Linked DNA regions of Mus musculus: regions 1, 3, 4, 5 and 6 are each linked to region 2. The links are chromatin loops, found by intact Hi-C in ENCODE. Cell type or tissue: left cerebral cortex. All regions are shown on one strand. Region 1 overlaps Slk (STE20-like kinase). Region 2 overlaps Stn1 (STN1, CST complex subunit). Region 3 has its middle 4.8 kb from the start of Cfap58. Region 4 holds the start of Sfr1 (SWI5 dependent recombination repair 1). Region 5 overlaps Cfap43 (cilia and flagella associated protein 43). Region 6 overlaps Slk (STE20-like kinase).

What was found. Hi-C counts contacts between places; a loop is a spot of excess contacts. Peaks named below come from ENCODE experiments on the same cell type or tissue, not always from the same donor. Only the 100,000 strongest peaks of a DNase experiment are listed, where the experiment ranks them.
Region 1: it touches region 2 in a loop (5-fold over the local background); 14 of 42 quality-filtered maps call a loop at or near these places.
Region 3: it touches region 2 in a loop (3-fold over the local background); 6 of 42 quality-filtered maps call a loop at or near these places.
Region 4: it touches region 2 in a loop (9-fold over the local background); 17 of 42 quality-filtered maps call a loop at or near these places.
Region 5: a loop joins it to region 2, with 3 times the contacts of the local background. A loop is called at or near these places in 11 of 42 quality-filtered maps.
Region 6: it touches region 2 in a loop (4-fold over the local background); 14 of 42 quality-filtered maps call a loop at or near these places.

What each region holds. Positions count from the first base shown.
Region 1 is chr19:47,610,957-47,615,956 of GRCm38, reverse strand. It overlaps Slk (STE20-like kinase), which reads right to left. Exons shown (of 18, transcript NM_001164639.1): 3 at 4,334-4,382; 4 at 3,906-4,055; 5 at 689-761; 6 at 357-551. Among named protein-coding and RNA genes, the nearest start is that of Gm16068, 6.2 kb to the right of the region's middle. In left cerebral cortex, a CTCF peak has its summit at 2,298 (motif pointing left); no DNase peak of the experiment used is centred here.
Region 2 is chr19:47,504,753-47,509,752 of GRCm38, reverse strand. Stn1 (STN1, CST complex subunit) reads left to right here. Exons shown (of 10, transcript NM_175360.3): 9 at 1,875-1,947. Among named protein-coding and RNA genes, the nearest start is that of Gm19557, 5.7 kb to the left of the region's middle. In left cerebral cortex, a CTCF peak has its summit at 2,471 (motif pointing left); DNase peaks (open chromatin) are centred at 1,444, 1,811 and 2,430; H3K4me3 peaks cover 1,662 bases; H3K27ac peaks cover 1,242 bases.
Region 3 is chr19:47,930,366-47,935,365 of GRCm38, reverse strand. No RefSeq gene overlaps it. Among named protein-coding and RNA genes, the nearest start is that of Cfap58, 4.8 kb to the left of the region's middle. In left cerebral cortex, a CTCF peak has its summit at 2,912 (motif pointing right); a DNase peak (open chromatin) is centred at 2,924.
Region 4 is chr19:47,728,468-47,733,467 of GRCm38, reverse strand. Sfr1 (SWI5 dependent recombination repair 1) reads right to left here and starts at 1,712. Exons shown (of 4, transcript NM_026377.2): 1 at 1,647-1,712; 2 at 480-838. The coding sequence starts at 1,659. In left cerebral cortex, CTCF peaks have their summits at 885, 1,088 and 1,994; DNase peaks (open chromatin) are centred at 1,320, 1,842 and 2,688; H3K4me3 peaks cover 1,986 bases; H3K27ac peaks cover 1,146 bases.
Region 5 is chr19:47,793,646-47,798,645 of GRCm38, reverse strand. It overlaps Cfap43 (cilia and flagella associated protein 43), which reads left to right. Exons shown (of 38, transcript NM_027559.2): 10 at 1,457-1,537; 11 at 2,895-3,043. Among named protein-coding and RNA genes, the nearest start is that of Mir8090, 41 kb to the right of the region's middle. In left cerebral cortex, a CTCF peak has its summit at 3,078 (motif pointing right); a DNase peak (open chromatin) is centred at 3,076.
Region 6 is chr19:47,625,241-47,630,240 of GRCm38, reverse strand. It overlaps Slk (STE20-like kinase), which reads right to left. Exons shown (of 18, transcript NM_001164639.1): 12 at 4,757-4,936. Among named protein-coding and RNA genes, the nearest start is that of Gm16068, 21 kb to the right of the region's middle. In left cerebral cortex, no CTCF peak of the experiment used is centred here; a DNase peak (open chromatin) is centred at 2,626; H3K27ac peaks cover 489 bases.

The DNA of each region.
Region 1 (5,000 bases), 110 kb before region 2:
CTGAGCAATCTCCCCAGGTCCTCAAGTCCTAGAAACAGACCCACATCAGTTTCCTCACTGACAGTCTTTGCGCCACATCCCCAAACTTAAAGACCCTTAGCAAACTAAAAGAACAGAACATCATGTTTTGGTTCTTTAAAAACTTTCTTTAAAGGCTGGAGAGATGGCTCAGTGGTTAAGAGTACTGACTGCTCTTCTGAAGGTCCAGAGTTCAAATCCCAGCAACTACATGGTGGCTCACAGCTATCTGTAATGAGATCTGATGCCCTCTTCTGGTGTGTCTGAAGACAGCTAAGTGAACTTACATATAATAAACAAATCTTTAAAAAAACAAAACTTCTTTTAAATTAGCTCACCATTTTGATGGCTGTGCTAATGTTGGGGGCTCAGATTTTGCAATTTTCAGCAGCACGCGCATTGGATTTAACTCATGATGAGGTGGCTCTATCTCAGCCATTTCTATTAAAGTAATACCCAGGGACCAAACATCAGCTTTGTAGTCATAAGGTCTGTCCTTTGATGTCTCACACATGACTACTTCAGGAGCCATCCTATAAAGAAAGGAAAATGAAAGTTAAGATGTTTAAATAATAGTCATTAAACTATAGTCAGGATAATGACTATGTGTGGACAAAGTAATTACTGCAGACACAACTAACAGTATAAATTCATAAAAATGAGTACCTACCAATATGGTGTGCCAATAAATGAATCCCTCCTTTGAATTGTCCTGGTATTTTTAGCTGATACTCCAAAATCCGCTTGAAATAAATAATCATACAATAATGTTAATGACAGCTTAAGTATGATGAACTGTATTCAATGGGGTAAAGGGGAGCAGGTCAAGTCTTCAGTGAGGCCTCCCTTACTGAAAGGTAAAAACAAAGAACTTCTCTGCCAGTCTAATTCTTTTTTTAATTTTGGTGTGTATTGTGCAGAGCACATATGTGCTCGTTTATGCATGTAGAGTGTGTACATACATGCTCACAGAGGCCAGAGGTCAACGTCCGGTGTCTTCTCCCCTAGTCCTCCTCATCCTACTTTTGAAACCATTCCTTCTTAATGAGCTTGGAGCTCACCATTTTGGCAAACCCAGCCTGGCCAGGGAGCACTAGGATTCCTCCTGTCTCCAGCACCCAGCACATGGGCTATAAGCATCCATCACCACGCCCAGCTTTTCCATGGGTTCTTAGGGTCCAACATCAGGACCTCATATACCACAACAGACACTTTACCCACTGAGCTATCTTGACCACTCTAATCCTAACCATCTTCTTTCTCGCATCTTTCCAAAAGATTGCTAAATTTCCCTTCATAGATATACTGAAAACCACCTACACACACTCAAATAACAAATAACAGCGATGATAAATTTCTCAGAATTGAATTGAAAAAACTGTCACTCTAAATTAAAACAATTATGTACTTCAAAACAAATGCCAAATGTTGCATGCAACAGTTAAATCAGTGAAGATACTTTCCTGTAGTGTGAAAAAAACAGAAATTATACCAAAGCAGCCTTTCTGACAGCAAAGGCATCATAAAACCACACTACAAAAGATGAGCGTAGCGGTGCACACCTGTGATCACAGTGCGTCAGAGGCTCAGGCAGCAAGACCAGGAGTTTAGAGTTACTCTAGACTACAGAGTAAGATTATCTAAAAATAAATAAATAAACAAACAAAGATAAAAAATAAAAACCCTTAATGATATTACAAAGAACACATGGGGAGCTTTACTGTTTCTGATTTAAGTTATAAAGAACAGTGCCATGGTAATTTCATCAGAGGTCCAGCCTACCTTTTAACCTTAGAACTCAGAACCAACTAATTATCTTTAAAACTAAATAAAACATTTTTCTGCTTTTGTCCCAAGTACACAACTAAAGAGAACCTCTTCTTATAAAACTGTTAACTTACAGTAATGAAGAATGAATTAACTAATTATAAATTTATCAAAAATAATAGACGAAAAATGATATAATTCATTTTGAAGCCTCTTTTAAAGAAAAAAAATCTGGGTATTGAGGACAAATAAGCTTGGGGTGCCCGTCTTGGTAGGCGCTTTCCTGGCACATGTGAGACCTGGACTCAGGACCCAGTAGTGAGAAAAGAGTCCTAGCAGAAATGTACCTGACACCTGCTTATAATGCAGCACAAAACAACTTGTTCTATCAAACTCGAGACGCATCAAGCCCCTCAAAAGCCTTTGCCTTATCCACGAACTCACTACCTGAAGGAAACAGACAGGAACTGAAATCACCACAGGATCAGCAAACGCGGCTGAAGGGGAGCCTCCATCTAGTGGCCAGACCCAGCGTTTAGATTTCACTCCTGCCTCCTCAAGGAGTCTTTTAAGAAACATGCTCCTAACCATCCAGTCACTGGGAATTTAAACCCACGTGTACACAGTGTATCTGTGTACATGCTGTGGACTTTGGAGAAGTCACAAACCACTGTGATAATCTTTCTTTGTTTCCTTTTTTGTCCTTCAAACAATCAAATATTACTCTCTTAGTTGGAACAATGCTAACTCGATGAGAATGCATGCTACTATGTAAAGAGAGGAATAGAGAAGAAATATGTAATTTACAGAGATGTCAAAAGAAAGTCAAAATTTATATGAGCAAATTCAAACTCTTGGGGATAAAAAAGGGATAACTGAGCCCATAAAGAAACAAATGAGTGGTGATGGGAGTCATCACAAATGTGGAAAGGGTGGGGTGGGGGCTGAGGTCAGATGAGCACATGAAAGACCTGGGGTGGGGACTGGCCCGGTCTAATGTCTGCACCTAAGTCATGACTCAAGCTTCACCAAGGCTCCTGTCTAAAACCTTACATAGCTTTCCTCGTGGATTTCTGTATCTCTTTATGGCACAACAAGGATAAAATTTAGCACCTCCCATGTCCAACTGCACGCTGTGACAATGTAGAATGAGATGGGTAGAATCACTGGAACCAATATCAACATGGCTTCTGAATAATTTTACTTTTTCCAAAAAAAAATTTGGACAGCACTGCTTGAAATTGTCCAGTTTAGAAAAACTTCTTAAAAGGCTCTATCTTCTCCTTGCATGTCCACGTGTGAACTTAGCTATCCTGACTAAAAATCTACATCTAATTCTGTATCTAATCTATAACTAATAAATGACATTCACCATTTATTCCTTTGATATGAAAGACAAAATTAAATGCTAATCCTTACACTTATTTTACTTTCAAACCTAAGGTTATGTGTTGGTTTAATGTGTATACCATAAAATAAAATAAGAACGGCATGGGGTGTTAGTGATAGAGCAATTGCTTAAGAAATACAAGGCTTGGGTGCTGGAGGTCCTGAGTTCAATTCCCAGCAACCACATGGTGATTCACAACCATTTGCAATGGGGTCTAACGCCCTTTTCTGGTGTGTCTGAAGAGAGCAACGGTGTACTCATATACATAAAATAAATACATAAATCATTTTTTTTAAAAAGAAATAAAAAAGCCACTTTATTTTTAAAAAAAAAGAAATATAAGGCTCTGGGTAGAACAAGTGGAACAAAAACATATTAGGTATGTTGTCATAAAGATAATTTTAGTCTAGCATTATATTATGTTCCAAATATAAAGCATTTACAAGTGTTCAATCTATACTCAAAAAACGTACAGGAGGAAATCTTGACTAGTGTTTTACAAATCCATGCTTCTGAACAGAACACGCCCTCTTTTACTTTCTTTCTAGGTGTCATTAGATGCATAGACTTAGGGACGCTAAGGACTGGCAAATGCTTAACCACTGCATTGCTTACAGGACAGCTGGCAGTCCTTCTCCCTGGTTTACATGTCTGGGTAGGCCAAACAGCAGCAAGTCATCCATTCCACTGTCAATCTCAGAGCGCAGATTCAAATGTTGAAATAACTTACCTAATTTAATGTCTCCATCTAAGGTAAAGAGAATATTGCCAGCTTTTAGATCTCGGTGGATGATTTTATTGTCATGTAAGTAATTCAATGCCTCTAATGTCTGCTTGCAGACTACTTGGATTTGGGATTCAGTTAATGGTCTCTCAAGTTCTATAAGGAGAAAGTAAAATAAATGTTTATATAATTAAGTATTTCTCAGCGCATCCCTCCACTGTGATCTTTCAAAGATGAAGTCATTTATTTTAAAAGAGCTAAATATCTACAAAAATTACTTTCCCGTCACAGACTTTCAACATCACATGATTACATTTATCTAAAATATAATTAAGTTGATTTCTTACTGTACTGAATTCTAAAATTACATTTATGTACACACAGTTGAAATTCGAGAACAATTTAAGAATCAAACAGAAAACCGAGATATTTACCAAGCATCACAGCATCCACTGCTCCCCCTGCACAGAATTCAATGAGGATCTGCACACAAAGGAAAAGTGTTGGTGATGACACCAGCTTTCGGCACTTAGCAAGAACACACAAATGGAAAGCCACTGGTTCATCTAGGCTATAGAAGCAGTACCATGCCAAACATGAAGGACTCCTTGTCGTCAGCTACTGGTCGGAAGAGACGCTCTTCTCAGAATTCACAAGGAGAAAATGGTATAGAAGTATGCCCCCCCACACACACACACCTTTCCTTTTTTCTTCTTTTCTGTTTTTGAGTCAGGTTTCCCTACAGTCTGGGCTAGACTCAGATCTGAGTCCAGACTAGACTCAAATCTGCAATGCCCCTGTATCTACCTTTAAAAGCTGGTAGGCATGTTTTACTACACCCAGTTATGCCCATTTTTTATAAATAACAATTTTTAATATCCTTTCTTTTTTAAAATTAGCAAGTATACATTGTGCAATCACTGTAATATTATCTATACATTTTAAAGATCTTATTACTGAAATATCTCATTACCTTCATCTTTCAATTAACTACTACAATGTTAAGTAACCAAATATATTGTCTATCATTCAATAAATAAATTCTGAAAAAAGCAGGCTTATTTTAAATTATTTTTAATTATCCTATGTGTATGTACCTAT
Region 2 (5,000 bases):
CAGCCTGCAGTGCCACCGTCTGTCCCTGTGCCCGTGTGTCCCGGCACCTGCGAGTCTGCCTCACTCTTTCTGACCAGGAGTATTTACCAGAACTTTCTAGCCATTCCTTTGTGACGGACGGACGGACACTACGGTTGTACGACTTTTGCTGTCACAAATAGTGTTTCCTGACTCGATCTGTGTGGCTCTCTGTGTGAATCTGTGTTGGTATTTCCAAGGACGGCTCACGCAGGAGAGCGCCCGGAGCAAAGGACACTTTAGTTAAAGCTTTCAGGTAACTCCAGTCTGCCTCCCTGAAGGCCTTGCTTGCCAGCCTCCCTTCTGAGGAACGGGACGGCTGCTTGCTTGCCTCCATCTTTTCAAGGTAGAAGTCTGCCTCTTGCTGCATGCCTTTGATGTTGGAGGCAGTAAGCTGAGAGAGGACCACTCGTGTCCAGAGCGGAGAAGTGGCTTCAGAATAAGATGAGAGCTCTGGAGACAGGCTGCTGGGCCTGCCTGCTTGCAGACTCGCTAGAGGTCTACTTAGCAGGTCATTTCCTCTGTGGAGAGGCCCAGGTTTTATTTATTTAAGTAGGAGGGGTTTTCCACAGTGTTGAGAGGTAAGCCAGTATAACACAGTGCTGTCCACTCATCCCGGGATGGGAGGGGCCAAGCAGGACATGGCGGCCATTGTCACACTAAGTTCAGCTGGAGCCCTCTTAGAGATTTGTGCCTCCTTCTGTTCTGGGTTGGCTTCTGTGAGGGTCTGTCTGTAGAGAGCAACCCTCCCTGGGAAGCAGCCAGGGCAACTGCAGCTGCCCAGGGCGAGGTGTGGCAGGGTTGGGCACTTCCTCTTGTGAATGAATCACCCTGAGCTGGAAGGGGTAGTCAAACAGGAATAGATCCCACGGCCCCTTCTGTGGCTGACCCCTCCCTTCCACTCATCCCTGATTTGTGGCTTTCCTTTCTCCTGAAGCCCTGCTGGGGACATAGTTACAGCAGAGCCCAGAGCTCTGTTTGCACCCATGGTTGACCTTCACACTAATCTTGTGAGTCCGAAGTCATCAGGTCTCACGGGCGGCCATGGCTGTTTCCTGTACCCAGTTCTTCAGCTGTGTTCCCATGCTTAGACTTGGCTCTTCCTCCTTCCTCTTTCTTCTCTCCTTTTACACACTCCTTCCTTCCTTCCCTCTTCCCCTTTCTTCTCTTCCTCCCTCCCTCCCTCACCTTCTTTTTCTTTTGCTTCCTCTCCCTCCCCCCCTCTCTGCCTCTCTTCCCTCTTCCCTTCCCTCTTCTCCCCTCTCTCTTCTCTAGTGTTATTAAATTTACTGCCTGTAGCTGAGGGTGAAGCCTGCTGCTAGTTGAGAAACATGGTTGTGGGTGTGCCTACAAGAGCAGAGAGCGTTTCTGTAGATAAGCTGGATTCTCTAGCTTGCTGGCTTCCCCATGCCCATTTCTTCTTTAATTCTTCCTTGTGCTTAGAAGAAGAGGAACTAAAGAAATATAAGACAAGAAGGGGACCGAGAGGAAGAAGGCTGGGACAGGGAGGAAACTTTGAACCTGCGGGAGCTCCTTCAAAAACACTGGGCAAGGAAGAGGAGTGTCTGTCTGAGTGGCCACAGTGTAGAAAAGGGCAGTTGCCCCTTCAAGGCACAGGGTTCCAGTTATGCTTTCCCTTCTGGCCCCAACAAACCAGCTCCTGAGAGAGCTGTGTCCTTAGGGGCAGAGCGGAGCTGCAGCGGCCACCACGCATCAGAATCACTGAGGGAGGGCGTATGGGGGAGGCTTGTCGTTGCTATGGGATTTGTAGAACCGCCTCGAAGGCTGGTCTTGAGTTCTGAGTGACACACTGCTGTGTTCTCAAACCACGTTTCCTCTCTGGATTCTCCTTTTAGGTAACCACCAAAGACAAAGACCTGCAGCAGAAGATCTACCACATCATTAAGGAAGACTGTCAGAAACCAAACCGTAAGTGTTTTGTGATGGTGAGCCGGTGCGCCCAGGGTTCCTTCCCTCCTAGACAGAATCAGGATGCTCTGTCCTGACTCAGGAGGGAGACAGCCAGGGCTTCTGTCCTCCGAGACTCATTGTCCTCTCCTCTATGTCGTGTTGCCTGGGCAGAGGAGTCAGCATGTGGGGCTCCTTTAAACAGCCCTGGGGTGTCCGGTCCTGTAGGGATAAGCTGGAGGCCAACCACCAAGCTCTCCCTGAGATTCGGGCACACTGAAGTGAACCACCACGCTCGGCTCTGAGATGCGCTCGCTGCTTCTGGTCCCTGGTTTGTCGCCCATGTTTACCACTGCCTCTGAATGTAATGTCAACATTCACTCTCTTCTCAAACATCAAGGCTTTTCAGTTTCAGGCAGGACGGCTCTTAGACATTACAGTTCATGAATAACGAAATCCAGTCATCTCAAGAAACCCTTGAGTTATAAATGAAATGGCTTAGAAAAATAGTGCCGGTTTGTGGAGTTAGGTCGGCCCCTAGTGGCTGGACACTCAAACTACATCTAGTCTGATAACTCGCATATCAATTCACCCTAATTACAAAGAAAGCATCCGTCTTATCATGAGTCTGTATGAACTTGTGAGTCTTCAAGGTGACCGTCCAGAGCCTGGCTTTTGCAAACATATGCCAATGACAAATACTTATGTCACCATGATCCTAGGAGCAGAAAGGGTTGTTAGCCCTGGGTCCCCTTCCTATTTTTATTCTCTCTGGAGAAGTCTTTCACTCCTTTCAGACCCAGAAGGAAAGGCTGGGTCTACAGACAGGTAGAGGGAGGCCAGGTCATCTACCCTGTGGTTTAGGACCCAGTGAGATCAGAACCAATAGGGTGCCACAATCAGACAAGAAAGAAAGAAAGGAAGGAAGGAAGGAAGGAAGGAAGGAAGGAACGGAGGAAGGAAGGGAGGGAGGGAAAGGGAAGGAAAGAGCGAGCCCCAAAGCAGTCCTGTTACGGTAGTAATGGATGCTGTTTGGCTCATTCGTAGCAGGGATGGAGCAGCACAGGCAGGCATGGTCGCATGGACCTGTAACCCCAGCCCTGGGAAGGCCGAGGCAGGAGGTCAGCCAGGGTTAACACAATGAGATGTGCTTTCTTTCTCCCCCTGCCCATACCCCTCTATTTCACCTTTCTTTTTCCCTCCCCCTTCCTGTGTGTATGTGTATGTGTATGTATGTATGTGTGTGTGTGTGTATGTGTGTGTGGTATGTGTGTGTGTGTATGTGTGTGTATGTGTGTGTGTGTTATATGTACCTGGTGTATGTGCATGGAAATGAAAGGAAGACTTTAGATGTCCTCTATCCCTTTCTGCCCTTCTCTCTCTGTCTCTGTCTCTCTCTCTTTCTAAAAACTGCTTTATTTATTTATATTCCAAATCTTACCCTCATTCCTGGTCCCTCCTCCAAGAGTTCTTCACCCCCACCCCCCACCCCACCCCTGCCTCTGAGCGAGTGCTCCCCATCTCACCCTCTCACTCCCCCTACCTTACCTTTCCCCCCCGCAACCCTCCTTCCCTGGGGCACCCAGTCTCTACCTGTACACATCCTCTCCCATTGAGGCCAGGGGCCATGGACCAGGCCATGTATGCTCATATATGCTCACTGGTTGGTGGTTTAGTCTCTGGGAATCCCCAGGGGTCCCAGATACAGTTAGTTGACACTGTTGTTCTTCTTGTGGGGTTGCCACCCCCTTCAGCTCCTTCAGTTCTTCCCCTGTCCTATTCTTTTAAGACAGACTTGTCACTGAGCATGGAGGAAGGCTGGCAGCCAAGGTGCTCCAGCTGTTCTCCTGTGCCTACCCCTCCCTCCCCACATTCACACAGTGCAGGGGTTACAGGCGCTCCTGCAGCCGTGCCTGGCTGATTTTACATGGGTATCAGAGATTTGAAATCTCAGGTCCTTAGGCTTCCAAAACAAGGTGCCTCTCCAGCCCACAGACTGTCGCAACAAAGCAAAACCAATAGGCAGCCTCTCTGTCTGCTGCTTTGTGAGAGCCTCAGCCAGAACGGATGGTCCCAAAATGCCATTCCTCCACACTGAATCCCAGGCCCCTCAGCCGCCGCATTCTTAGATTGATGCACATTGGGACTGCAGCGCTTTATAGCCTGGCACCCGTAAAGTAAACGAAAGGGGTCCACACTCCATCCTCGGAAGGAGTGGCTCCGTGGGTGGCAGTGCTTGCTCTGAAAGCCTGATTATCAGAGTTCAGGTCCTTGGAACACACAGAAAAGTTGGGTTCAGTGGCACACACCTGTGTTCCTAGCACCCCTCTAGCAAACTGGGAGGCAGGTACGAAGCTCATGGGCCAGGCCAGCTAGCGTGGAACACACAGTGCAGCAGCAGAAAGCAGCAAGATGGACGGCAAGAAGCAGCTCCCTAATTCATATCCGTGCCGTGGCACGTGCACACATGCACCCCAATAAAATATTTAAAAGAGACTTAAAAAAAAGTGACAGGTTTTATATACACTGGTTGGTCAGCCCCTGCCCGGGCAACTGAGCCTACCATGGTGGATGGCTCTGCCACTGTCTGTAAGTTGTGTGAGGGGGACCCTGCAGGCAGTCACAGCTGGCAGGGAAGCGAACCAGGAAGAGGTGAGAGTGAAAACTCAATTCAGTTTGGTATCATCAACCTGGATCAAACCTCGGGGAGTCTGGTGCCAGGGGGTTTACTGCCAGCATTCTTTAAACCCAGTGTAATTTTGGAAAAGAAGTTTCCAGGTATAATACAATCCCCGGTGCACAAGGTATAATTACATTGAACCTCAACTCAGGGCACATGTCATTTCTTCCAAGAAGACGGGTTCTGGAGATGGGCTACATGTATTAGCTTAAGGGTCTAGGGGAAGAGCTGGTCTGCTCATAGAGGTAGTGGAGAGGTCATTTAGGCTATTAGCCACCTCTGGTCCTGGTTATGAAAGCTTGGGGGAGCCTTTGGCTATACAGATATTGTAACGGTCATTTAGACTACTAGGTATCTTTGGTCCTGGTTGGGGGAGCCTCTGACTGTACAAGTC
Region 3 (5,000 bases), 430 kb before region 2:
ACTGAGGACTGCTGTCTTTTTTTTTTTTTTTTTCACAGAACCGTAGTCCTAACTTTTGGTTCACCCCTTTTATTTACTTGTCTGTTTGCTCTTTCTCCATCAGTTTATCCTACAGGCCTCACCAAGTTTACCTGCTTGCATGCAGTTCTCAAACCCATCTGCATGGCACTGGAAAAGAGACAGATCTCTTAATGGAAGCACGGTATGAAAAGCGCACGTCTGAAACAGCTGTAAAAGGTTTCCAAATGAACACAGCCAAACATGGAACAGGCTGAGCTGCCTCTGACAATGTTTACCTAGGTTGTTTCACGCGACTTCGCTGCACATTGGTTCTGAATGAGCCAGACCCATACACGCCATCGCATTAGTGAAGTGTGAAAACACATTGTGTCGTGTCCCACTCGACCAGCAAGAAAGACGCAACCACCGGTTCTTCTTAATGTAGTTTACTCAGGCAGCTACTTATTTTAAATCCCCCAGCCTCTCTAGTTACAAGTGCTTTTTTCCACTCCAGCCACAACCACGCCCCCACCAATCACCACAGGTCACATCACCTCACCAGGCAGGCTTGCTCAGCCAATCAGGGATTAAGGGCGGGCCATCCGCCAAACATGGGCTTGTTTACTACCTGGAACAGACTTCCATCCTGCTGACCAGGAAGTCCGGAATGGCTCCTACAACATAGCATGAGGCACCTGAGAATTTAATGTTTTCAAAACCTATTTTTTTTAATGATGGTTCTTAAATGTTTTAACCTCCCTTGTCGTCCACCACCCACCAGAGGTATTGGGAAAGAAAGGATACAGAGGAATTGGACCTGTTTAGAAAGGTCCTTTGAAGCAACTCTTGTCTGTGTTGTCTGGAAATCGGCAGTTTAGTTCACAGGTTAGCAGTGGCAGCTTGATCCATTTGCGAACGCTTCAGGGATATGACAGCAGTCCAGTTCAGTAGAGTTGGGATAGCAAACATGAATCAGCAGAGGTGGCGTGACCTAGCACAAACAACCTGGCCTCAGCCTCAGCAGGAGGGACCAGGAGGAATGCCAAAAGAAGTTCTTAGCTGTACCTCTCTCGGTGAATCAAAGATCAGCGAAGACAAGAGACCAACAAGCATCGCAAGCCTAGCTCAGCCTCCATCACTGTTGGTAGAGTCCTATTTATATCCTCCAAACATTACGTGTTCTCCTGGGATCTTGCATCAGCACACACTTCTGTCTCAGCTGGCATCACTCTGCAATCAGCCCGATCCTCGGAAGTGGCAAGAAACTGCAGCACACCACCAGAAGTTCTTGGTGCGTTTCTCTCTATAGAATTCCAGCAAATGGAGCTCAACTACGCAATGTGGGCAGACCAACACATGCGTGTCATTAGCAAAGACTCCTTCAACACATGTCCTTTCACGTGCTTACTTTAGCAGAACATCCTTTCACCTGTGTCTGCTTCAGCTAAACATTCCTTCATGTGTTTGCCCCAGCAAAACAACAACACCCATGACTTTCCAAAGAATGCTGAAGATTCCATTTCAGGCACATTAACTCATACTCAAAATTAGTATCCGTTATAGCAGGGTTTCTACTGTACATGGAAGGTTTCTAGTCTCTTTTGTTTTGTTTTTAGTGTGCTTTGTTTGGTTTGTTTGTTTGTTTGTTTGTTTGTTTTTGGTGGCAGGTTTTCTCTGTGAATTTCTGGCTGTCCTGAAACTCATTCTGTAAACCTGGCTGGCCTCCAAACACTTGCCTCTGCCTTGAGAACTGGAATGAAAGGCATTCACCCCACCCCCACCCCCACCCCCACCCCCACCTGGCCACAAGGTTTTCTATTCTTAAAGAAGCATAATAATATAATTATTGAGTAATTTTTAATATTTCCCTGCCAGCATTTCTCAGCATGTATCACAATAGTGTCTCTTTGTGTTAGAAGATCTGGTTTTTAAAATTGCTATTTGAGTTTCATTTTTTGTTTGTTTGTTTGTTTGTTTGTTTTGTTTTGTTTTGTTTTGTTTTTGTTTTTCAAGACAGGGTTTCTCTGTGTAGCCCTGGCTGTCCTGGAACTCACTTTGTAGACCAGACTGGCCTCAAACTCAGGAATCCACCTCTCTCTGCCTCCCAAGTTCTGGGATTAAAGGCATGTGCCACCACACCCGGCCTGAGTTTCATTTTTTAAATTATTAAGTAAATTTTGACTTGAGATTAGGACAGAATTGCCAGCAATTTTCTAAGTGGCTTATAACAAAATTTTGGCATTTTTAAAACTTCAAATGTATGTTTGGTAGCATTCTTAGTATTGGTGATTAATAAGACCAGAATATCAATCAACTCTGACAAACACTGAAGGTATTTTAGATCCTTCCCAGTACTAAATGTTAGTCAAAATTAGCTAAATATAAAAAACCACCAGCATGCAACTTTGCTTTTGCCTTTAAAATATGGTAAAACTAAAAGCACACCTCAGAAATATTTTAAGTGAATTTCTTTTTGACTCATTGTCAGTAAATGTTTGACATGTAACCTAATTTTTACACTTATATACCAAGGGACATGTAAATTTTTCTTGGGATTATGAGTAGAATTTTCTTTAAAGTCCTGATTTCAGGCATGCCCCACTCACAGAAAGAACAGTAGGGACTCACAGGCTGTAGACACAGTTATTCTGACAACATGATTTATGATCTGGGAAAAACAAAGATCCCAAAGTGGGCAGTCAGGGATCCCCACGCAGTAGAAAGACGTGTGCTGTGTTCAGATCACAGACGAGCTCCAGACCAACATCAGTGTGGGTGGGGAAATGGATAATGGATAGATGAATGGATGTAACAATTCAGTTTATGATAGAACAAACTGATTCCCCATTTTCTGACCTGAGAACTAGAGTCACTCTGTTCCCCCGAGTGTTGCAGTAACACAGAGAACACTAGATGGCATCGTACTACAGAGAGTCCTCACCTTTCACAGCCTGGAGGACCAGCACCCAAGAGAGCATTGTACTAATCCCACTCCTCCTGTGCACACTTATTTCCCGAACACCTACTATGTGCCCAGCCCTATACTACATATGATGAGAGAGAAAAATACAAAAGGAGCTCAAGTTTCCCCAATTGAACCCAAAAATAAAAATGGTGTGGGCTGCCTTCCCTCCCAAAAGACTCTTCAGAACAGTCAAAGGTAGGCATGGAATGAGAACACCAGGGTGCAGGGCCCTGTGTGCCTTGGACCTTTGACCTTAGTTCCTTGAAGATGTGAAGTGTGGAACCCTCAGCATTTTCTGCCTAGAATCTGGGACCACCCCCATCCCAAGCTAGCGTGTTCCAACACATCCTACCTTCAGATCTCACACCCGCAGTCAATGCCTCCCTGGCAAGAATTCCCATCCCCTGTGTTCTACTTCGTAGACTATCTCATAATGGGAACAGATGATCTGATCATGTACATGGTTAATCCCTATCCTCCTCGCAAGGCAGTTGAACGGCAAAAAACCAACAATCATCATATAAGCCTTGCTTAGGCTTGTACTCAGTTGTGTTGGGCCTGATTTGTCACAAACACCACACACACCCCGGATGATATGTTGACACTCTAACCCCTCATAGCTCAGAACGAGATTATATTTAAAGGTGGGGCCCTTAAGGTTGTGAAGCAATCTGGTCATACAAGCAGGAGCAAGCACAGATACAGGAAAGCCAAGAAAGTCCACTTAAGACAGCAAACTTGCTGACACCTTCATTTTAGACTACTAATCCCCAGTATTATGAAGAAATAAATTCCTGGTTTTCAGGCAGCCTGATATATGGGCTCCTTGGTCTCTTAGAGGACAGAACCAATTCCCAGCTGACTAGTGTGTGAGGCATGTAGCTCTAGCAAACAATGTATCCAGCAACGCTGCAGAGTAAGCAAACATCAGAACACTGCAGAGTAAGTAAGTATCGAGTGAATGGCTACAGAATGACTTCTCAAATATGAAAGACAAGGATGCCACGGGAATAGGAACGGAGGTCGAACTTAAAGAATAAGGACAGAGACAGGGGGGTGGGAGGAATAGAAGAAATCCAAACTACAGGCAATAGCATGGACACATGCCAAGACAGCTGCAAAAGGCCTCCTGCAAAAAGGGCGGGATCTTAGACTCCGGAGGTGGCTCAGTGCTTAAGACCACGTGCTCTCTGGGAAGACCAAGCTTGGTTCCCAGCACCCAGATCAGGAGAAGCACAACCACCTATAGCTACAGCTCCAGGGGATCTGGTGCCTCTGACCTCCATGGACTCTATACATGTGTGCGAGCACACACACACACACACACACACACACACACACAAATAGTAGGGTAGGGGTGAATGGTAGAGAGCTGTCGGAGAATAGCAGAGAAGTTGCCACAAACTCTAGGACCAGTGACAGTGGTGAATACACCTATTTGTTCTGCGGGATAGCTCAAATGTGGGCACAGGCTGTAATCCCTCTGCAGAGCTCTTCGATTAAACCTGAATTCAACAGCCTCTTAACAGCACCCTCCACGGACGGACGGACAGACTGGACGGATGGACGGACGGCTCAGCTATGTTCATAGCACAGCAGCAACTGGCAGTATTTATCATGGAGAGTGCTGTCCTCATCAGAGACGTCCAGTGAGACAAGAAAATGAACCTTCAGAAGAGCAGACTCTCTAGCTTGCAGCTTTCCAGCCCGAGAGGCAAAGCAATAGCAAGCCACGGGCACTCACTCTTCAGTGGGTCGTGGAAGTCCTGCAGGCCATTAGAGTCTGCCCCACCCACCGGCTCCTTTAGACAAGTAACTTCTACCAAGAAGTGCAGGGGGTTCTCCACAAAGCCAGATACTCTCACCTGCTCAGCCTGCCTCCCAGGGCTGATTTTATTATATTTTCCTAGGAATCTGTATCTAGGGTCACGAGTTGTCAGCCAAATACTGCTGGAGCCTGAAACTGGGCATGCCACGGCCAGGAGAGGCTGTGAAAGACATACTTGGGGGAGAAGGAAAAAGAAAACTACAAAGT
Region 4 (5,000 bases), 220 kb before region 2:
TCAATCTATTAAAAATAAAGGCTATATGCTTCTACGATAGGTACAATGGATGGCTTTCTGTTTCCACAAATCTCATGCGAGCATCACCAATGTCTCTAATATCCAGAGGCTACCTATAGTCTTACTTTAGCAAGGTTAACTAAAATAGGACTGAGACACTTCGCCTGCCACTGGCAGCTAGTATTTGCCTGATAATACTAGAAATGCTTCAGAACTATAAACTAAGGAGAAGACCTGCTACCAAAGACTTCCCCCTAAGAAATACTGTACAGATTCAAGTTTCCTTGGTTTGGAGCATCGCAGTAACCTCATAAGAAATTAAACAAAATGAACCGATTCAAGAAGAAAATCTTGGCAGTTAGAAAGGTATGAGCTACATATTAATTCACACTCCAGTAGCCTTAAAACTGGCACTATCAGAATACTCTGGAACAGAACAGATGGGGGTGGGGGATAGAGGACAACACAGATATCCATACTTGTTTTCCTGAACTATTCGAATGGGGTGATGGTGGATTCTCCCTGGGCTGAGGAGCGGCAGGTGAAGTCGGGGGTGATGGTGGATTCTCCCTGGGCTGAGGAGCGGCAGGTGAAGTCGGTGGTGATGGTGGATTCTCCCTGGGCTGAGGAGCGGCAGGTGAAGTCGGTGGTGATGGTGGATTCTCCCTGGTCTGAGGAACGGCAGGTGAAGTCGGTGGTGATGGTGGATTCTCACTGGTCTGAGGAGCGGCAGGTGAAGTCGGTGGTGATGGTGGATTCTCACTGGGCTGAGGAGCATCAGGTGAAGTCGATGCTGAATCTGATGAGTTTTCCATCTTGGAAGTGAACTCCTGATTTCCTTATCAAAAAGAAAAGACGCGAATGATAATCAAATTATCTCAAAACAGACCTCAATTTTTCTGAACAAAATTTTCTTCAGTGAACTAAACACCAAAAATAGTCAGCCATTTCTTCCAATTACATGTAGCTATAATTTATTCTAATTCTTCTCATATTTTCCATTTACCTCTCCACATGGGGAAGTAACCAAGTCCTGTTTCTTTCACGACAAATAAACCAGCTAGTATCTCACTGTCTTTCTTTTTTTCCCTTCAAAACACCCCCAAAAATTTGCGTTTCAGGAAGGGGAACTATAACTAGTCAAGAACTTTAATTTTTGTTATAATTTCGTAAATAAAAGCAATACAGCCTGAATCTTGACTCTTAAAAGCTTTGCGCCTAGAACCAAGAACGAGTCCCGAGGTGTCAGAAAGCAGCATCTGCCCCTTTGGGTTTACTATGGTCAAAGACTCCGCCCTCCTCCCCAGCCCCGTCCATCTTCTCCACAAAGCCCCGCCCACTCTCCCTCCCCCTTTCCCCTCCCTCCTCACCACAGAAAGCCCTCCCCCCGTCCCCGCACCCCACTCAGCTCCCCCTTTCCCCACCCCGTCCCCCCACCACAGAAAGCGCGCTCCCCCCAGCTCCCTTCTCTTCAGCAACCCCGTAGCCCTCCTCCTCCACTCCTCCGCCTCCCTCGCCACAGAAAGCCCTCTATCCCACAGAGCAGGAGGCCGAGCTCCCGCGACGCCGGAGAGAGCTTCTCCGTCAGATACCCAGACACCCGCAGGCCTGCCGCTCAGGCCAACCCCAGGGAGAAAGCTCAGTACCTTCCTCAGCCATGCTCACAGCGGCGACACACCGTACACACAGCCAGCGGAGCGCCCGCAGCCCACTGACCTCGCCCCGGGGGCGGAGCCTCACCGGAGAAGAGACGTACGATTGGCTAGCTTGGCCGGAGCAGGCGGATGTGCTCCGTACAGCTCCGACTGCGCGTGCGCGGCGGGCCGCGGGCCTGGGCCACGGGGCGGAGCGGGGCCTGGCGGGAGGCGGGCGCGGCTCGTGATTGGCAGGGCTGGCCGGCGCGCTCCAGGGCTCGGCTACGCGCGCGCGGCCGCCAGCCGTGGGGTGGCGTCCATGGAAAAAACGATGTTAGGCCCTTGGAGGGGCCTGAGGGGGGCGCGCTTCCGCTCGCCACTGCCTTTGGGAGTTGCGGTGCCAGCTGCCTTCCCGAGCAGCTTCCCTGGTGGGGTTGGGGGCGGGGTGGGTATCGTCAGGGTGGCGCGCCCGAGAGCACCGCCCTCTGGCAGCGCTCGCCCCCTGGCAGGCTCGGCTTTCCCCACCGCAAAGGCTTTTCCTCAGACGTGGCAGGGCCGGAAACCGCGGGGCCCGCTCGGCTCCCTGCTGGCTCGGAGTCTATGTGGGTGTCTCTGCATAAACAGTAGAGGGCATCCCCAGCCTGCCTTGCGGACTCGCCCCCTTATTTTGGTCTGTGCCCACCTCTGCTTGGCTTCACATGTTTTGGTCAAATCTGAGAAAAAAATAACCTAAGGAAGTGTATTATGGCGCAGAACAGGAAGCGGGGCGCGGTCGATCCGACAGGTTCGGACTAGAATTCAGATATTTGAGAACTAAACCCCTTGCTTGATCCTGCCCCCCCCCCCCCGAGGCCCCTTGCTAGACCCTGGCTCGACTCCTGGGGGTGCCCCTTGCTAGACTCTGGGGGGCCCCCGGGAGGCCCCTTGCTAGACCCTGGCTCGACTCCCGGGATGCCCCCTTGCTAGGCTCTGGGGGCCCCCAGGAGGCCCCTTGCTAGACTCTGGGAGGCTGCACGGCCTTCTAGTGTTCAGGATGTTCTGTTGCTATGCAACAGCAAAATGAACTAGCTTGGGTGGAGCCGTGGGTGTAGAGAAGTTGAGCTAACTTGTGAGTCACTGGGAAGTTTGTAATAAGGGACAGCTCTCTTTCCGAATATCTGCTAATAGTGGCTTTAAAGTAACCCGAAAGAACTGATTAGACTCCTAGGCGGTCAGTTAATAAATACAGAACCTAAAGGAACTTAATGAGGTGATTAGATCTGCAGATGTTGCAATTGCCTAGATTAGAGTCCTGGCACCACGGTTTCTTCTTTGGTTTGTTTTTGTTTTGTGCAATGGAGTGTAGTGTGGCCGTGGACCTCAGTTCGATGGCTTGGTAAATGAGAACAATATTCACCTCCTAGAGACAGGGAAATTCAATGATAATGTATGAGAGGCAGCTAGAATCATGCAAAACACCAAAGGAACATTTAGTCAAGCATATTCGTCATTCCCTAATTGACTTAAAGCAATGTCTCACAAGCTTTTATCCCTTACCTTTCCCAAAAGCACGGATTTTTAAAAGAGTGCTATGATAGCTAAAAGTCCACACAACTTAAGCCATAAATACCAGAAAACGTCAAGCCTTCACATGTGACCATTAATAAATTAATGTTCCACTCCTAAATGTTTAAGAAACAGCAAGAACAGAATTCATTACTTGGGGACAGGAGGTTGTTTTGTTTGATGGTTTTTTAAGACAGGGTTCCTCTGTAACTCCCCTGGTTGTTCTGGACCTTGCTTTGTAGCCCAGACTGGTCTGGAATTCACAGAAATCCTCCTGCCTCTGTCTCCCGAGTGCTGAGATTAAGGGGAAGGCAGTAGAATGCATGATTTTTATGGTACAAGTGTTACTCACCAACTCACAGATCAGTCTGTGAAATCATTTCTTCTCATTTTTTCCTTCCTATGAGTTCTCTCATTACAAAAAAGGGCAGACTTACCTGCCCTGACACTTGAAGCACAAAGCACACTTCATATTCAGGATGCCTTGAGGCGTAAGGGTGAGTTGTTTTTATAAGTCTAAAATCAGCTGCTCCCAAATTCTTTTGTTATTACAGCCTAATCTTAGAGCTATGCTTTTACTGACTACATAAAGGAAAACAACATCTTGCCTTGCAAATGTTCTGACTTGTTTTTATATGAAACTGATGTATTAAAATAAGACTGGCCAAGCTTTCCAAGGACCTCTGAACTAGCTCTCAGGAAAACCTGTTAGCTCGGAAATGTGTGTCTGTTGGCCATTCTCTCTTCTGTGTGCTGTGTCAATGGTCTTCCCATATGTTTGTATTTTACTTCCCATACTCAATTTAATGCAAAAGATCTGGAATATGTATAAATTGCCCCTACACAAATGGAGACACAGCTCTGTGATAGGATGCTTACCTGCCATTCATGAGGCCCTGGGTTCGACCGTTAGCTTTAGGGTGGGCGACGGGGACTAAAAGTAACCATTATAGTTTCCATGTGTCTTTAGAGAAATATTTTCATGTCTTTAGTGACCTGAAATCTATTTGCCTACAAAGAGTTTGGTATTTGTCACAGAGGACATTTTTATTTTCGTATGAAATTTTCAAGTAGTTAAAAGTGCTTCCTTGTGAGCCAGGGAACAAAGACTCCTTACCCTACCACAGAGAACAATGGGAGACTTGTCCTAGGATTCAGGGATAATAGTAATTAATTTCATCCGAAGTCAGACTTTCTCTGTGTTTTTCAGTTTCTTCGATTCCCAAGGCTACCGTTGACTCCATTATTATTCACCAGGGAGTGGTAAAATGTGTCTTCCATTCAAACTGTTGATGGGTGATGACACGGACCTAGGAATCTTTATGAAGGTTTGGTTTATTATTCACTTTTAAGTGTAAGAAAACAATATTATATAGTCTTTCTCCCTCTCCCTCCCCCACGCTCCCTGCCTCTCTCTTTTTCCCTGTGCAACCATAAAGGTATTTTAAGCACAGTTGAAATGTTCAGTCGATTTCTTTTTCTTCTAACCTTGCAGCTTTCGCAGTTTTTATATCCTAGCATGAACTTAGGATAATTTATTTCATAGACTTTTCTATATTGACAGAAACTTTGTCTCATGAAGACATAGCTAGTATCCAAAGGATTTTTTTTCCCCTTAAGATTGTAAACTTATGAGTATAAACCATTTAGGTGAAGAATTAAATAAAACCCACATGATAAAGTTGATTTACAGCACAAAAAGAATTCAGTAGGTGTTCCTAACTATTTACCCGGACATTTTCTTACTGTATGCAAATGGAAAAACACCTTCAAAAGCTCTTGTCTAGGTTTCTCTTGCCAGTGGCATCTTACAGACCTCTG
Region 5 (5,000 bases), 290 kb before region 2:
GAGGCAGGAACAGACGAGAGGAGGTTTCTAAGGCAGAGAAACTGTCCATGGGAGTCATTACAAACTCATCAAAACTCTCAGAACGAGCAACACAAAGATTGAAGGAGCCCCGATGTAAAATATAGATTTAACCAGTAGCTGTATCAGTGTGGACTTAGATGCTGAAGCCCATGTCCAGGTCTGATGCAGCTGCTAACAGTGGAGCGCTGTGGGAGGTGGAGTGAGGGGAGGGGGTCTACTGTACTTTCTGCTCAGAACCTCTATAGTCCTAAAATATTCTAAAAGTAAAATGATTTTAAAACAGCAATATATAGCTTGCTGTTTCTAGGCTTCATCATCATCATTAGGCGATAATCCCATTAAACTTCTAGGGGCTTTTTCTTTGAAGTATGACTGTGGGGGAGTGTTTGTGTGTGTGTGTGTGTGTGTGTGTGTGTGTGTGTGTGTGTGTGTGTGTGTGTGTGTGTGTGTTTTCTGCATGTGTGGCTGTGCACGCCTATGTGCCTGGTACACGCAGAAACCAAAGAATATATCAGATCCCTTGGAACTGGGCTGCAGAGTGTTGGAAACTGCCCTGTGAACATTGGCAACCAAGTCTTACTCCTCCAGAAGAGCAGACAGTTCTCATTGAACCACTGAGCCGTACATCTAGTCTCCCATCTCACTGTTCCTAACCTAGTTACTATAGTATCTAAATCCTATTCAAGGTAATTCGTTTTATTTCTTAGTTTTTGGTTGTTTGGTTTTGGTTTGGGTTGTTTTTTTGTTTTTGTTTTTTGTTTGTTTGTTTTTTGAGACAGGGTTTCCTCTGTGTAGCTCTGGCTGTCCTGGAACTTGCTCTGTAGACCAGGCTGACCTTAAACTCACGAAGATCTCTCTCTGCCTCCCAAATGCTGGGATTAAAGGCATGTGCTACCACTGCCTGGCTATTTTTTACATCTTTATTATTTATTATGCATTTATTGTGTGAGGGGGGAGGGAGAGGAGGGGGGAGAGGGGGAGGGGAGGGGGAAAGGGGGAGGAAGAGGTGTTAACTTGGGGGACTTGGTTCTCTTCATCTACCATGTGGATCCCTGGATCAAATTCAGGTCATCAGGCGTGGTAGCAAGTGCCTTTACCCACTGAATATATCTATACTTTGTAGCCCTGACGGGCAGGGAACTCAGCATATAGACCAGGCTGGCTTCAAACTCACAGTGATCCTTGTCCTCTGCCTCCTAAGTGCTGAAGATAATTGTTTTTAAAAACACAGAAGGCACCCAGGTATGATAGTCTGTGCCTGTAACCCTAGCACAATTAATCCTACCACAATGTAATCCTTCAGAAAATAAGAGTCACTGTTGAATTTATAAATGACAATAACCTATAGAAACAGTGTAGCTTTTAACTGACCCCCAGGTGAACATACTAGCTGCTCAGCAAGTACTTGTTCGGTGTATCTGTTTTCCTCCTACAGACACTCACTAGTTCTGGGGAAGTTTCCACTGTATCACTAGAAGACTGCAATTGTACAAGCAGGATTTTCCTGAAGACTCAAGTAAGTGTGTCCCATAAATCCATGCTTAAAATATCTATTCTGCCTCCACTTGCCTTTCAGTGTTCACATCCAGTGGTCTTTGGAACTCCTCCCTGCTGTGCTGTTTCACATACAAAGGTAGAGTTTAAGAAGCCCCGATTTAGTCACACCCACATGCCACGGTGCCAAGCTCACATCACTGCGCCGGGGCGTAGGGAACCAGAGGCCTCAAAGAGTATCTCTCCAGGGAGTACTCCCCATGAATAAGAGCACAGTCAATGCTACCCAACAAAAGCTCAGCCCCGAAAGAGGGGTCTCATTCATCCCTCTGAGCCCTAGGAATAATGGGACAGGGGCTTCTCTGTGGGTATCCAAGGCTTTCATAGAAGGACAAACACCCACGATATCTTTCTCAATATGCCATTGCCTCTGCAGAATCCACAATACATTTTGCATAAGATAATATAAAAAAATATAAAGACCTGAATAGTAATAGTGCTGAATTTCTTCTTCCTTTGCATCTTAGAAGGTAGGGAAGTTCCAGTCCTTCCCTCCTACAAATTAAAAATCTCAATTATAAAATACTTAATACCAAATACCAATTACATAAAACATGACACTAAGCAAGTACCATGTCATATAATATTGCAAGTTGCAATTACAAGTCCCCTCCCTGAAAAGTAACAATTTCTATTAGAATTTCTAGAACTAAAGGGGCATTACACACCATCAGACCCATCAGAGATCAGGTCTCTGTTTGAAAACAAGAAGCAAGTATCTAACAAAACCCCGGGGGGGGGGGGTTGTATAACCAGGACTTAACCTGTTCCTCCTGGACAAGGCCAGATACAGCCACTGACTGAAGGTCTTGGCCAGCCTTCACTGAGCTCCAAACCAGGTCTGAAACATGGGTGTGGTCCAGCCTGTGCTTAGAGAACCATTTCTTTATGGTAGATCCCACTGCGCTACAGGGAAATGATCGTTGGAAAGACCCAGTGATGCTGGGGCCCAAATGTCTCTGCCTCTGCTGTAAGTAGTTCCCTGTGAACACTTGAGGCAGGGCTCCCAGAGAGACCAACCCAGCATCACCACGGCCAGATGCCCACACTGCCACAGCATCGCTTGATGTCACCTGTAAGATGGCATAAGGCTCCCTTGGCTACTGCTACTTAGAGAAGCTCACTATAGCTCTTACAGAGGATGCTTCCCCAATTATCAACTGCTTAAGCAGTTGGTCAGATTCAGGGATGTTGACTTTCTGTACAGAAATAGCGACCCAAACAAAGCTTTCGGTCTTTTCAAAAATTCTATGCTCCAGCCCGGCAGGCTTCTTGTATATGGAGCAGCCTTCATTCTCTGGGGTTTTTTTCTTAAACAGGCAACAGCTCTGGCGTGCTCCCCTTCCTCGCCGACAGCTGCCGTGGGGACGGTGGATGGCTATGTCTACTTTCTGAACATCCTTGATGTGGAGTCCCCTCAGATGATCCACCAGGCCTTCCTCTCCCAGTCACCAGTGAAGATAGTGACGTAAGCATCATCTGCACTAGCCACGCTATCATCAGACCTGCCTGTAGGGGGCGCAAGTGAAACACCCTTGCTTTTCAGTACTACACATTTGGAACATTCACTCTGTCAGCATTCAAAAAAAAAAAGAGTAAGAAGGCAGGTAGTGGGGAAAGTCCCTCTCACACAGTTCCCTCCCAGGAGCAGCCAATTACCAACTTCCAATCTCCCTTTTCAAAGACGGTCTTATGCACAAGTAAACAAAATGACCAGGATTTGTGTTCACTTTCACGGTCTTCAAATACTGAGAGCAGGCTGGCAAGTGTGCTCTTGTATGCGGGTGCACTGAAGCATGTGAAGGTCAGAGGTCAACCTTGGGTGTGTGTGTTTCCTAGGATGCCATCCACCTTGGTTTGGGGGTGTTTTGTTTTGTTTGGGGGAGTGTCTCTCACTGGATCTGGAACTCGCCAGTTGGGCTAGGCGGGTTGGCCAGCGAGGGCCAGCGATCTCCAGTTCCCCAGTACACATGCCACTGTGGATTTTTTTTTTTTTTAGGCACATTCCGGGGCTCAAACTCAGGTTCTCATGCTTGAAGGAAAAGAACTTTATCAATTGAGCTGGCTCGCCAGCCGCACCGGAGAATGCTCAACATTCGCGTTAGAGAGGAGTCTCGTCCTTCTTCTAGATGGTGGTGGCACAATATTCCATTATATACACAGTTCATCTTTTTTCTCAAGCAGTACATTGATGAACATAAAAATTATCCCAAGATTCTCAAAGATTCTTCTACTATTTTGAACATTATTATACAGAGTGATGAGTTTCCTGGGCCATTTTCATGCTTTGTTCTCATCCACCACCACCACCCCACTCCACCCTCCCCCACCCTCCCCACCCCACCTCTCCCGGGCCCCTTGCTCCACCCCTGCCCCACCCCATGCTCCCTTCCCTCCCCTCTCCCCCATGCTCTGCTCTGGTCCTGGTCTGGGTCTCCTGGCTCCCTCCTCTCCCGCCCCTCCCCACCCCTGCTAAGCTCTCGCCCATCTGCCCATCTCCGTGCTTAGCTTGCCTCTCTCCCCTCCACTCTCATGCTCCTGTTTCCCCTTTTGCTGCCTCACAAGATACAAGATACGGTTTCTGCTTTCACAGTTCATTAGCCTCACTTTTTTGCTCCCCTGGGAGGCAGAGACAGGTGGATCACTGAGTTCAAGGCCAGCCTGGTCTACATGGTGAGTTCCAGGACAGCCAGGGCTACACAGAGAAAAGTGTCTCAAGAAACAACAGCAACAAAACAAAAGAAAAAAAAAAAGGAAAGAAAAGAAAAGAAAAAGAAAAAACAGACAGTTAAGCAAACAATGCAGATTTTGTCTTTGTGAGTCTGGCCTATTTAATTTACTATGACACTTTCCAGTGCCAGCCATTTTCTTAAAGATGTCATGATTTCATTTTTCTTTACAATCATTTCTCTCTCTTTTTCTTTTATTGAAAATCGACTTTTTCAAATATATTCTCATTACAGTTTCCCCACCCCCAACTCCTCTAAGAACTTCCCCACCTCCCCCAGCCCCACCCCCCATCAGAGTCCACTCCCTTTCTGACTCCAGTTAGAAAAGCAAACAGCCATCTAAAGAATAATAATAAAGTAAGATAAAGACAAAAAGAAAGCAGAATAGGCAAAATGAACAAATAGAAGAAAAAGAGCCATAGAAAGAGAATAAGAACCACATAGAGACAGAGAGGCACACACACACACACACACACACACACACACACACACACACACGCACTCACTCATACTCACATGTACACACACTCACATACTCACACTCACATGCACACACACACATTCACACACACTCACACATTCACACACACTCACACATTCACACACACTCACACACACACATTCACACACACTCACACATACACACACTCACATGCATACACACTCACACACATGCTCACACACACACTCACACAC
Region 6 (5,000 bases), 120 kb before region 2:
GTCCACATAGATGACTGACTGAAAGACAGAAAGATAGATGATAGAGATAGATACATAATTAATAGATAGACGATAGCTAGGAGAGATAATAGATAAATGATAGATATGTAGACGGATGGTAGGTAGGTAGGTAGGTAGGTAGATAGATGCTTATAAATCAGGTTAAAGTGGTGTTCTTAGGCTTACAAGCCACTTGAGTGGGTACAGCACCTGCTGAGGCTCCATATGACAACTCTTAAAAAATGTTATCCTCTTAAAAAAAACACAAATTAAAGAAATAGGAAAGAAACAAAGGGAGGGAAGGAGAGAGGAAGAGAGAAGAAAAGGGGGAGAAGAAGGGTGTGACAAGGAAAAGAAAAAAATCCTTCTCTTTAGTCCACAGGGAAGCGGCCCTTACCTTTGAGAAAACGTTCCTATGAGAAGTGAAAAACCTGGGGTCTGGGTGTCAAATATGGACCAGCTCTGTGGCTGTACAGCCATGATTTAACAACTCTAAAAGTCTAAAACAGACTGCAAAATTACCAGGTTTTAATACATTTATCAAAGAAATAAATACATTTGAAATGCTACATTCTAAACCCTTAAATTTACAGAAAGAATATACCAACTACTTTATCTTTCATGAGAAAATATAAACCTGCTCCCTAAATTACATGAAGTCATTAAAAAGGTAAGCTAAAATTAAAATATAGGATTACTCAATTCACTCAACAATAAATTCTCAACTCTTACCATTGATAGAACTAAAACCATCTTTTTGTCCTTTTTAAAGCAAAACTATATTGCTCTTATTTATCTAGCTTGAAATCTAAACTAACCAGAAGTATATGTGTAGCCAGCAAGGACTTCCTTTTCACTTTGTTTACAAAAAACACCCAGTAATAAACACAAAAGCAGATGGCTAAGCACGTGGCAAGCCTGTGTGCTATGTGGCGATCCACTGTATAAACCTGGAGCTGAGGTTGTCTGCACAGGAATCCTGGTTTTACCACTTGCCAGACATGTCAGTGTGTGACGGGTCATCCCACCTCCCAGGGCTTCTTCCTCACCTCTAAGACAGAGTGATGCTCACGTGAGACTGCAGCATCAGAAAAGTGTTAGGTACATGGCAAACCCTATGTCTGTCACCATTTCCTTCAATTAGTCATCCCGCTCCAGGACAAGAACAAGTGCCTCAATGGCTTATAGCTAGAAAAACAGTAGTTATATTCACCTGAGTTTATTAAAATTGTAAATTCTACAATCATAGTTCCCCTTTTTCCCACAGAATTAAAATATTATCAGCTCTGAAATGACAATAGGCAAACAGTAGTTTTAAAATATCTTTACTGCAAATGCACGTGCATACACACACACACACACACACACACACACACACACACACACACGTCACTCACACTTTAGTACCAGTCTATGACATGGTTCCTAATGGATTTTTGATACTTATGTATTTCTTTCTAGGATCCTACAAAGTCCAAAAATTTAAAAATCATTTGTTATCACATAAAACCACATTAAGACAATAATATATTGAGGTAACATGGAAATTTTGTTAAAACATTTATTTGGTTAATTCATCCATCTTGTAAAAAGAAAAAATATGCTGTTTACGTAACTGTTAGATTCTAAACCAAAAATAAATATACTAAAAATGTTTTTAAAGTTGATTATGTTGTTGATCTTTTAAAAAGCAACAATGTTTGATCTACCATTTAATAATAAAATTTACCATTTTTATTCTAAATGGTTTTCAAATAGTCATTCTTTTTCTTTTCTTTTTATTTTAAAAAAGATTTATTTATTTTATGTTTGTAAGTACACTGCAGCTATACAGATGATTGTGAGCCTTCATGTGGTTGTTGGGAATTGAATTTTAGGACCTCTGCTCGCTCTGGTAGGCCCTGCTTGCTCTGGTCAACTCTGCTCCGGCCCAAAGATTTATTATTATTCATAAGTACGATGTAGCTGACTTCAGAAGTCGTCAGAAGAGGGCGTCAGATCTCATTACGGGTGGTTGTGAGCCACTATGTGGTTGCTGGGAATTGAACTCAGGACCTTCAGAAAACCGGTCAGTGCTCTTGCCTGACCGCTGAGCCATCTCGCCTTCCCAGTCATTCTTTTTCTAAGCACAGGGTTATATATTACCCTCCACTTCTCTCCTAAAGGTCTTCTAGCAAGCACTGCAACCACTACTTAGACCCAAGCGCTTCCATCATGATAAAATCAGCAAACAGTAGGCATTACCCTAAGGCATTCATTTCTTTTATGTAATCAACTTTCTAAACATTTCAGTTATTCATATTAGCAATTTAAAGGTCACCAAGTATAAATTCAACATACTTAAGAAAAAAAAAAAAAGATGCTGGGTATCAACAGACGGGGGAAAGCTCAACACTAAATGGTGATTACAGCTAAAATCTCCTCTTTCACCCATGGTTTGCTAAGGCAGGAAGGAGAAAGGCTGCTCTCTGGTTGAGTGGCCTGCAGCTGCTGCTGTTACCTGAGCGTGCTGGCTCTGCGCAAGCTCCTCTTTCCTGCGCTTCGTGAGCTCCCTCCTCAGCTCTCTGGGGGCTTTCTCCACTTCATTCATAACCTACAGTACACAAGCACGCGGGCGGTGGGGAATGACACTTCCTCCACAGAAAGCGTGTGCGTGTGAGCAGAAAGCTACAGATCAAGACTAAAGCTGTTAAAAAGATTCCTTTCACCATGCATCAGCAGAAGCATTAGTTGGTGGGAAAGAGCAAAACTACAGAGCATGCTTAATCTCGGTGCAGAAAGAGGCAGGACAGCACACTTGCTTGACTGTGCCCTCGTGTATTCACCAGAGAAGCAGCGCTCACAGCACTATGGCTGAGAGGACAGCGATAGACTCAGAAATTACAGACGTACCTATCCAGATGTTTAGGACTAAGCACATGGAAAGCTAATGTCATTTATAAAGTGCAAACTTTACCACTGACTTGACAATACCAAAGGTAGAGTTCTAAATGATCCACTTCATGACAACAGGGTAGGAAAGGGAAGGGAAGAAGCAAGTGGGACTTCAAATCAATGGACATTAAGATTTTTCCATAAAATATACCATTTCATACATGGTATGACACAATGCATATAGCTGACTACTTTTTGTAGGATTAGATAACATTCTCTTTGGTGAAAACTGAAGCCAAGCTGGTCAGCTTTAAAAGCAGTAACAAGGAATCTTAAAGTTTAGTAAGCTATGATTTGTTACACTAAACCAAATATATTTTAAAATGAAGCATTTTTTTAATTCCTTCTTTTTTTCAAAAGCCTAAATGTGAATTTCACCCACCAAAAGCTCTATAGTCCAGCTCTGAAAAACAAGCATGTGTTTACAAGTCAAAGCACCAAAAGAGCCCAGATTCCAAATCACCACATGCCACTGGCAAAGAAAGAGACTGATTTTGATTTAACAGTATCCATAAAGTTCCCAACAGTAATTCTTCATGAAACCAAATCACCAATCAAAGCAAAAGACTCCCAAATTGCAAGAAGTTTAGCAATAAGGTAAAAATACACAATAAGATTATTCAGTATAAACACAACACCATCTCATAACTAGTGAACATCCAAAAATCAAAATAATAACAGTAACTACAGACGTATTCATCTAGAATTAAATCCTTTAATGTGATACAAAGATTAGCCTCTCAACAAATAACCCAGGATTTTTTTTCAATTAACAAAGATTTTTATCATTGTATATGAAGCAACTCTGTATAAAACATTACAACAATAAAACCAACCTTTTAGAAATGCTAACTACCACAAATAAAGCTGCATGCAACCAACATTTGACCTAAGGAAAGCATCAAGTCCTTGCTTTGCTGTTAATGCTCAGTTCCACCTCACTATATCCTTAAGAGTTAATAACACGCTGTCCAGTTTTCTTCTTAATCAAATGCTAAAGTCAGAGGCTAAAATCTTAGTAACTGGGACATGTAACAGAAGTAAAAATGCATTTCCTAGCTTGGTTATTGTCTTCCAACCCTAATAGAACTGACCATAGTCATTTTCCCCTGGGGTATTTATATCCCCAAAATGGAAATCCTTCACCTGCACTGAAGATGTAAAACAAATCATAAAATTGTTTCTGAAAATTGCTTGCCTGTATTTTATTTTAATCTAGGAACAAATGGACAATACATGGAAAACCTCTTTACTAGCTGATAATAATCAGCTACACAACATGGAAGTAGCTCAGGAAAGTCAAACCATTTTATAATTGCATAATTTTTTCCCAAAGGTATAATAAGAGATGCTATTTTGAATATCAAGCTATTCAGTTTTTGCTTGGCAAAAATGTCTTTAAAAAAAATCAATAAACCTAATGGAGAAAAATTCAAATGTCGAGTAAATTGTACATGATAATTCTGACTGCTACTAATAAATACCAGAGGTTAAGTTCTCTTGAAAACGTATTTCTGAAGAAGGCCCTAAATATTGCATTACTAAGAGGGGATGGCAGAATGCAATACAGCTTGGTCTGTATTTGAAGACTTAGTTCAAAGTTAAGTGAGACAGGCACTGAAACCTCTTTTATTCCCGTTTTCTTGGCAGCAAAATGAAGGTAATATCTGACTTCACTAACTGCCAGCCTATCATTGTTTGGAAGACAGAACAAAGGAACAAATAAATGAGCAGTGTTCTGTCCCCCATTGTTCCTAATGCCTCAGTCTGCAATTTGCATTTTAAAAGCGGCTGTGCTGGTTCCCAGCAGCGGCTCACTTACCTCCTTCTTGCGGTTTTTCAGCACATTCTGGAACTTGGACAGCTCCTTCTCCTGCTCTCCTTTGATGCGCTTGGCTTCGTCTCTCAGGCGGTTAGTGTGCTCTTGTTCTAGCCGTTCAATTGTCTGTTTCTGCTGCTTCTCTAAATTCTCAATTTCTTGGTCATATTGTCGCTTCTTACTCTGTAAAACAATGCAATCTATTCAAGCATTGTACAATTTTGAATATAGAAATACTTATTATAAA